Regions from separate parts of the Homo sapiens genome. Here region 2 is linked to region 1. The links are chromatin contacts, found by Hi-C or POLR2A ChIA-PET in ENCODE. All regions are on one chromosome and are shown on one strand. The core of a region is the stretch at or near the end of the contact, and the rest is flanking DNA. Distances in the headings are between cores, read along the strand shown.

The links. Hi-C counts contacts between places; a loop is a spot of excess contacts on that map. ChIA-PET counts read pairs that join two places held with the same protein, here RNA polymerase II (POLR2A). Pooled maps may share reads with other maps.
Region 2: a pooled map shows a loop between it and region 1 (2.2-fold over the local background). The contact joins two enhancer-like sites. A Hi-C loop is called at or near these places in 7 of 168 maps with a recorded cell type or tissue (B cell, CD14-positive monocyte, CD4-positive, alpha-beta memory T cell and 3 more), 16 of 37 single-sample maps with no recorded cell type and 17 of 50 pooled maps. POLR2A ChIA-PET finds 5 or more read pairs at or near these places in 21 of 52 experiments (B cell, CD4-positive, alpha-beta T cell, GM12878 and 14 more).

What each region holds. Positions count from the first base shown.
Region 1 is chr12:4,213,483-4,216,780 of GRCh38, forward strand. No RefSeq gene overlaps it. Among named protein-coding and RNA genes, the nearest start is that of CCND2, 59 kb to the right of the region's middle. RefSeq lists an enhancer at 1,607-1,826. Within about 2 kb of position 1,874, at least 9 of the 41 ENCODE cell types and tissues checked have a DNase peak (open chromatin) inside an H3K27ac peak, as active enhancers do.
Region 2 is chr12:4,250,753-4,254,436 of GRCh38, forward strand. All of the region lies in intron 1 of CCND2-AS1 (CCND2 antisense RNA 1), which reads right to left. Among named protein-coding and RNA genes, the nearest start is that of CCND2, 21 kb to the right of the region's middle. Within about 2 kb of position 2,027, at least 2 of the 41 ENCODE cell types and tissues checked have a DNase peak (open chromatin) inside an H3K27ac peak, as active enhancers do.

The DNA of each region.
Region 1 (3,298 bases), core at 624-3,123:
CAGATTAGGGGTCGCTTAGGGCTGAGGAAGATGGGGCTATAGGAGGCTGATAGCTAAAGGGCACAGGGTTTCTTTCTGATGTGATGAAAAAGCTCTAAAATTGACTGCGGTGATGATTGCATAACTCTGTGAATATACTCAAAAATCACTGAATTGTACACTCTGAATGAGCGAGTTGTATAACACGTGAATTGTATTTCAACCAAGCTGCTATTTTAAAACACTTAGCTCAATGAATCATTGCAAGATGAATAACCCATGTAACCATCACCCAAGTCAGGAAATGGAATATTCTAGAATCCCAAAGTCCACCTACCGCCTGCGAGGACATGTATTTTTTGTTTGTTTGTTTAGTCTCCTGTCCCCAGAAATCTTATGGCACATCTCTGAAATAGGTCATTTGGTGTGACTGGTATTAACTTCCACTGGGTCTGCAAGGAAACATGGTGGCCTCCCTGGTGATCCTTCTCATGAAACACAGAGTTCATTCCTAGCGTCCTATTTTAAAAGGGATACTGGCAAATCTGAGCCCATCCCAAAGGTGTGTGAACAGATGAGGAGATCTAGTGTTCACATGAACAAAAGCTGAGGATCCAGGTCCACATAGCCTGGAGAAAAGATTTCTGGGGGACCGAATTGTTGTCTTTCCATAGTAAAGGGTTACCACATGGAAGTGAAGGCACCTGTGCTTTGTCACCCACAGGGCAGATCTAGGAAACAGGAGATGGGGCAGTGCCAACATGTATAGTGTCCAGCATTACATATGGCACGTGACACACAAATACCACCAGAGTCATTTATCAAGGGCCTAGTACATGTCGGGCTTTGCGTGTTCTCTCGAATCCTCACAAAGACCTTGTCAGATGGGTATAATAATCCATGTTTTGCAAAAGAGGAATGAACTGGGAGAAGAAGATTTGCCAATGGGGACAGATGAGACAGTGTGGCCCTCTTAGGCGCCAACATCTTTATCCTGCATTAAATGAACATGCAAGCTTGTCCAACAGACAGGCATCAAAGGCTGTTTAGAAGAGAAGGGAAAAGAAATGGAGAGGGAGCAGGGGACCTCCCAAGCTCATTGCAGGTGTGTCCCTAAGAACTCCAGAGGCCCGGCCAGGTACAGTGGCTCACGCCTGTAATCCCAGCACTTTGGGAGGTGGGCGGATCACGAGGTCAGGAGATGGAGACCACCCTGGCTAACACGGTGAAACCCCGTCTCTACTAAAAAAATACAAAAAAATTAGCCGGGCGTGGTGGTGGGCGGCTGTAGTCCCAGCTACTCGGGAGGCTGAGGCAGGAGAATGGCGTGAACCCGGGAGGCGGAGCTTGCAGTGAGCCGAGATTGAGCCACTGCACTCCAGCCTGGGCGACAGAGCAAGACTCTGTCTAAAAAAAAAAAAAAAAAAAAAAAGAAGATGATGATGAAACTGAGGATTAGGAAGGTTAAGCGACTTGCCTGGACCAAGATCATCAGCTGCATGAACCTCTTAACAAAATGTTGGTCTAAAAAGCTATGTCAGGCTTATTCCTGGTTCCTCGTCTAAGCTGCTGTGACATTCTTCACACACGTCACCCTTTCCCTGGCCTTAGTTTCCCAATCTTTGGGCATGGGGCCTGAGCAGAGGGCTGTATAGCGGCTTGAGCAAGTGGTCTGGCGAGAAGAAAGTGCCTTCTGAAATTGAGTCTGTTCTGTGGCAGCGTTTGGGTGGAGCCCCCGATTTTGGCCCAAATTGCGCAAATAGTTGATCATAAAGAAGATTAAACAGACAAGTGAGATTTGCGCCGGTGGTCTCAAGATGGGACAAGTTTGTTCTAGATTTGAAAGTCATGCTTCAGTGCTCCAATGTAGCAAATTTTCTGTCCCTGGGGCTCTGGGGAAACCCTTGTGTAGTATATTTGCTTTCAGTTTCCTTTGACAGAGGTAGGGAGCTGGTGAGTGGGGGAAACATGCCCTTTTTCTAGGATCCCTCAACGCTTAATAGACGTGCAATCACCATCATCCAGCAAGGGCGTTGACAGCTTCTCAACTTCTGAACATTCACCCAGCAACCCGCGCCATGCCCCTGCGGTCTGGCCCTTGTCCAGCCTGCTGAGCCTTCTCTGTCAGAACCTTCATAAAAACAGGAACAGGATCTCTGACGGCCCAGAGGCTAACTCTGTCTCCTTTCTTGCCCGTTTTACTCTGGGCCCTCCCACGTGCCCACCAAACGCTGAAGGGAAGATTTTCTTAACTCAGTAAATGGCCACACATGTGTCTCGCTTCTGCAGTTCTGGCTTGGAGAAGTTTAATGTCTCGGGGCTGGAATAGCCTTGGAAGTCCTCAGGTTTATCCCACTGCCTCTGGGTTGACCACGTCGAGAGCTCCCCAGGACTCTCTGCCTCCCCATGTTTCTTAAGCCCACATCTGTGCAGAGCTTGTGGATCCTCAGTCAGATCAACCAGTCAATCTCCAAAGCTGCTCACCATCTAGTGCCACTGAGAGCCTTAATGCAGATATAGATGATGACCTGGTAGCTCACATGTACTACCCAGGGCTTTAGAGAATATTCAAAAAGTGCAAGTCCTTGTATGACTCAGGATGTGTCAGGTAGGTAGCTCCCGGGAGACAGAGAGAAGGCGGGTAGCCCCTCCATTGTGTGTTTAGCTCTTTCAACAATCCCTTGTAAGGTCTGTTAAATTATCTTGAGCACACAGCTCATTTTCTCAAATAAAATCTGTTCACTTTAAGGAAGAGAGATGCTTTATCTTCCCTCCTATTATTCCTGGCATCAAACCTAGCAAATAGTAATAATAATAATAGCTATGAGTTATGACTGCCTACTCTGTTCCAGACACTGCAAAAGGAACTGTAAATACATTAGCTTACCTTACCTTGACGAGAATTCTATGAGTCAGATATTGTTACCATTTGAAAGACGAAGAATGAAGGATCAGATTCATTCAGTGACTTGTTCCATCCTGACCTTTCAGCCTATAGCTGATGGAATCAGCATTCTAACCCAGGATAATCTGAGAAAAGGCTGGATAAGTCAGGATAAGCCAAGCTATGCTGCAGGTACAAGTAAACTCTAAAGTTTCCGTGGCTTTGTATAATAAAAGTGTATTTTTCACCCACGCAAAAGTGGTTGCAGATCTGAGTGCATCTCCAGGGTAGTTTTCCTCCTTGTGGCAGCTCAGCTACCCTTCCCTTTTCCCACCCCAACATGGGGCCTCTATTGTCAATCTACCTGAAGACAAAGGGCTGGAGCTTCACGCAGGGGCTTCCATGCTTAGGGCTGAAGATGACCTGACTGTATCA
Region 2 (3,684 bases), core at 777-3,276, 37 kb after region 1:
AGAGCTGAGGGCTGAGGTCCCATCAGCCCTTCCCTCGGGCTTTCTCCTCTCCCGAGGACCATGTTCTGCTGGCCTCCTGGAAGCCATGACTCGCCTTTGTGCACGGCCCAGCACAGAGAAGCCAACCCTCGAGGGGACTTTGAGGTCTCCCCTGGCAGGGACCCAGGCTTGTGGCTGCTGTGTAGTTGCTGTCTCCACCGCCTCCACCTTCCAGAGCTGTAGGGGACACAGCTGCCACTGGCACCCCTTCCCAGTTCAGCTCAGAGACTTTATTCTCAGGACCCTGGCATTCCACTCTGGGCCATCGCGGGGGATTTCAAGTGAAAAACAAAACAGAACAAAAACTGAGGAATGTCTTCCTCGGTGAAACAGAAGCCCAGCTCTGTCACTTACTAGCTGGGTGACCTGGGGAAAATTACATGACTTTTCTGTGCTTTGGTTTCCCAATGTATTAAACAAGGATAATAGTAATTTCTATTGCGCCTGTTTGGAGGAGTGAGTGAGTTGATATAAAGGATGCGTTTAAAACAGTGCCTTTTACAGCATTAGGGAACTATTGGCATGTTGTTCTTTTATAGTGGTTAAGGGTGCAGGGTACTGAATCAGGCAGACGGTGGAGACATCAATTCACCTCTCTGAGCTTCAGTTTCTTCATTTTCTTAAAATGAGGGTAATGACAGTACCTACCCGTTAGACTGTGGGAGGACCAAATGAGGTGATGCACGCTGGTGGTTTTATGTGAATGATTTAGCGCAGTCCTTGGCATGTAGTGAACCAGAAAAAGGCTTACACCTTTAAAAGAAAGAAAGAAAGAAAGAAAAATCTTGAAAGAACAAAGGAAGGAAGGGAGAGAGAGAGAGACCAAGAGAGGGAGGAGAGGAGGGAGGGAGAAAGAAAGAAGGAGAGAAAGGGAGGGAGGGAGGAAGAAAGAGAGAAAGAGAGAGACAGAGAAAGAGAGAAAATAAAAGATAGAAGGAAAGAGAGAAAGGAAGGGAGGGAGGGAGGGAGGGAGGGAGGAAAGAAGGAAGGAAGAAAGGAAGGAAGGAATGAAGGAAGGAAGGAGAAAGGGAAGGAAGACAGGGAGGGAGGAAGAAAACCCTGGCTGAAAAAATAATGACCAAACTCATTAGAGATCTAAGACAGGCAACCCAGCCTCCAAAATGCAGCTGGCTACAACAGCGCCTCCAGTCTGCAGCCTCCTCCAGAGTGGTCTCCACGCTGGGTTATCCTCATGCCCTCTTACTGTTCCTGGTCTGGGGTCTTGCACATCATAGCCACTGAAGTAAACAAGTGTCAGATGAACAGCATGTTTAAACATGTCTACTCAGCCCCCAGGAAAACAGGGGAGGAAAAAGAATCCTTTTAGAATGTTACTCTACTTGTTCAACACACAGGGTTCTACCATCCAAGAGGTGGCTGTGTGAGGGTGGCAGAGATGGCATGAACCAGCCACCGGGCTGTTGAGGGTAGTAGTGAGTGCCCAGGCTTTGGCTTTTGAGAGACTGTGGTTCATGTCTTGATTCTGCCCATTTCTGGCTGCAGGATTTGGGCAAGTTTCTTAATCTTTCTAAGCCTCAGTTTCCCTCATCATAAAATGGAAATTGTAAAACTTACCTCATTAAGGAGTTGTGAGAATTAAACGAATTATTTGTAAGATACAGACAGTGCCTGGTAGAGGTAAGTGCTTCATATATTTGGGCTGTTGTTGTCAACCCTGGATTTCCCAAAAACCTGAAGACAGCAGGGCATTCTGTACATTAAGTTTTAGGGAAAATCTTGTACCTTCTTAGTTTTTCTGGTTGTGGGGCAGGAGAAAAGGGGTGTGGTCATGACCTGAGCCCCTGGAGTGCTTCTGCCCAGCATCAATGACATGTGCCCACCCTGCTTTGGGGTCATTTTGCTCCTTTGGCTGCAACTGTCATTCCCCTCACCATCAACACCCCCTCCTTCTGCAGAGACGGTGAACACGCTGGCATTGTTCCTTCCAGCCAATGGCTTCTCTCTGGCCTGTGATTGGTACCCCCCAGATTCCAGTGCAATCCAGGCATCCCAGCTATGTCAGCGTGACTCAAATTGTGTGTGCCTGACATCCACATGGCCCCGTAGAAGGCTGGCTCCAGCAAGAGGGCATTTGGAACGCTGCTGAATGCTTGATGGCTGCCAAGTTATCTTTTTGGGGTTAGGCCATTAAAGTTGCATCTGATGTTTTATGGAACAAACCAAGATAAACTGCATGTTGAAATCCATGAGACATGAAGAAGATTTTTACAGATGAAGACACAACGGCAGCTAAAGTTAGGTGGGTTTTTTCCCCCTCAAAACTTTGTAGTTTTTCTTCCACACGGCTATTTCAAAGCAGAAGCAATCCTCAAAAGTGAAGCATAGACGCTGCCATAGTAACAGGTTCAGCGAGACCTGGAGCTGCTGGGGCACCTGGAAAGAACATGGATCTGTCTCTCCGCTCTCATCATCCCAACCAGAGTCGTCTGCTCCATTCCTAAATTCTCTACTCAACTTTCCTCACGTACCCTGACGAAACGTCCTTTTCTGTGCAAACCTAAATTTGTCCTGGTGCTTTTTAATGCATCTCCCAGCCCTCTCTATTCTCATGCTACTTGCAAGCGACCAAGGAGCCAGTCACTCCACCCAATTCCTGGCCCTCTGGGCACACTGTGCACCTTCCGACTTTTGTTCCTGGGCTTTGTCACCTTTGTCCAGAGCACCCTTCCTTTCCACTTCTGCCCACTGTTCATCCAAGCAAATGGTCCAAGAAGAGTCCACTCAAATAACAGGCATACTGCCAGGCAACGATACGATAAGAAAGATTAGCAGACCAAGTATCAGAGCCTTTTAACCCTTGAACCCAGGACTCAAGCACACCTCCTCCAGGCAGCCTTCTCAGTCATCCCCTCGACTGAACCCCTCAGTCTCCCTCTTTTTGCACTCCCTTAACCTTCAATTGACCCCCGTCTCCCTAAGTAAAAGCTGTGTGTGTGTCTGCTTCCCTCCAGACTGTAAGGCTGTTGAAGATGGAGACCTCAAGATGCTCATTCTCTTTCTTGGACCACTTAATTGATAGAATCAGGACTTCAAGCTCTTTCTCCTTCCACTGGCACTTGAATGCATAAAGAAGCAAGTGCGACGATGCTGATGGCACATTATGTATACAAGCAAACAACTGGTGAAGGAGGGCCCCCAAATGCCATTAATTATGGGAAGTCGTAAAATTCTGGCATATCCTTGCTATTGAAAAGCATTCTGCACTTAAAATGAATGAAGTAGATGTATATGTACTGGCATAGCAAGACTCCAAGAGATGATTATTCACTGAAAAAAATCAAGTCACAGAACAATATGTTTGGCATGATCCTATTTAGGTTTTTAAACTGTTAAGTTCCAAAAAGAAAACCATCAGGATCTCTCTGATGTGACTGAGGAAACGATGAGTTATCTGAAAATGTTGGGAAAGTGAGAAATCATAAAAAATGAATCATACATACCATACACATTTTATTTAAAGTTAATGTACATTTATTTACCAATCTCTTGGTAGCAGTCCAAAGCTTTTTGAGTCTGGGTCTGTTGATTAGAGCTGTATACCATTTTACTGAGTATGTAAGCCATACTCAGAATGCATTGTCTAAGACTTCTAATTTCATTTTCTTTAAAGTGGGATGACAAAAA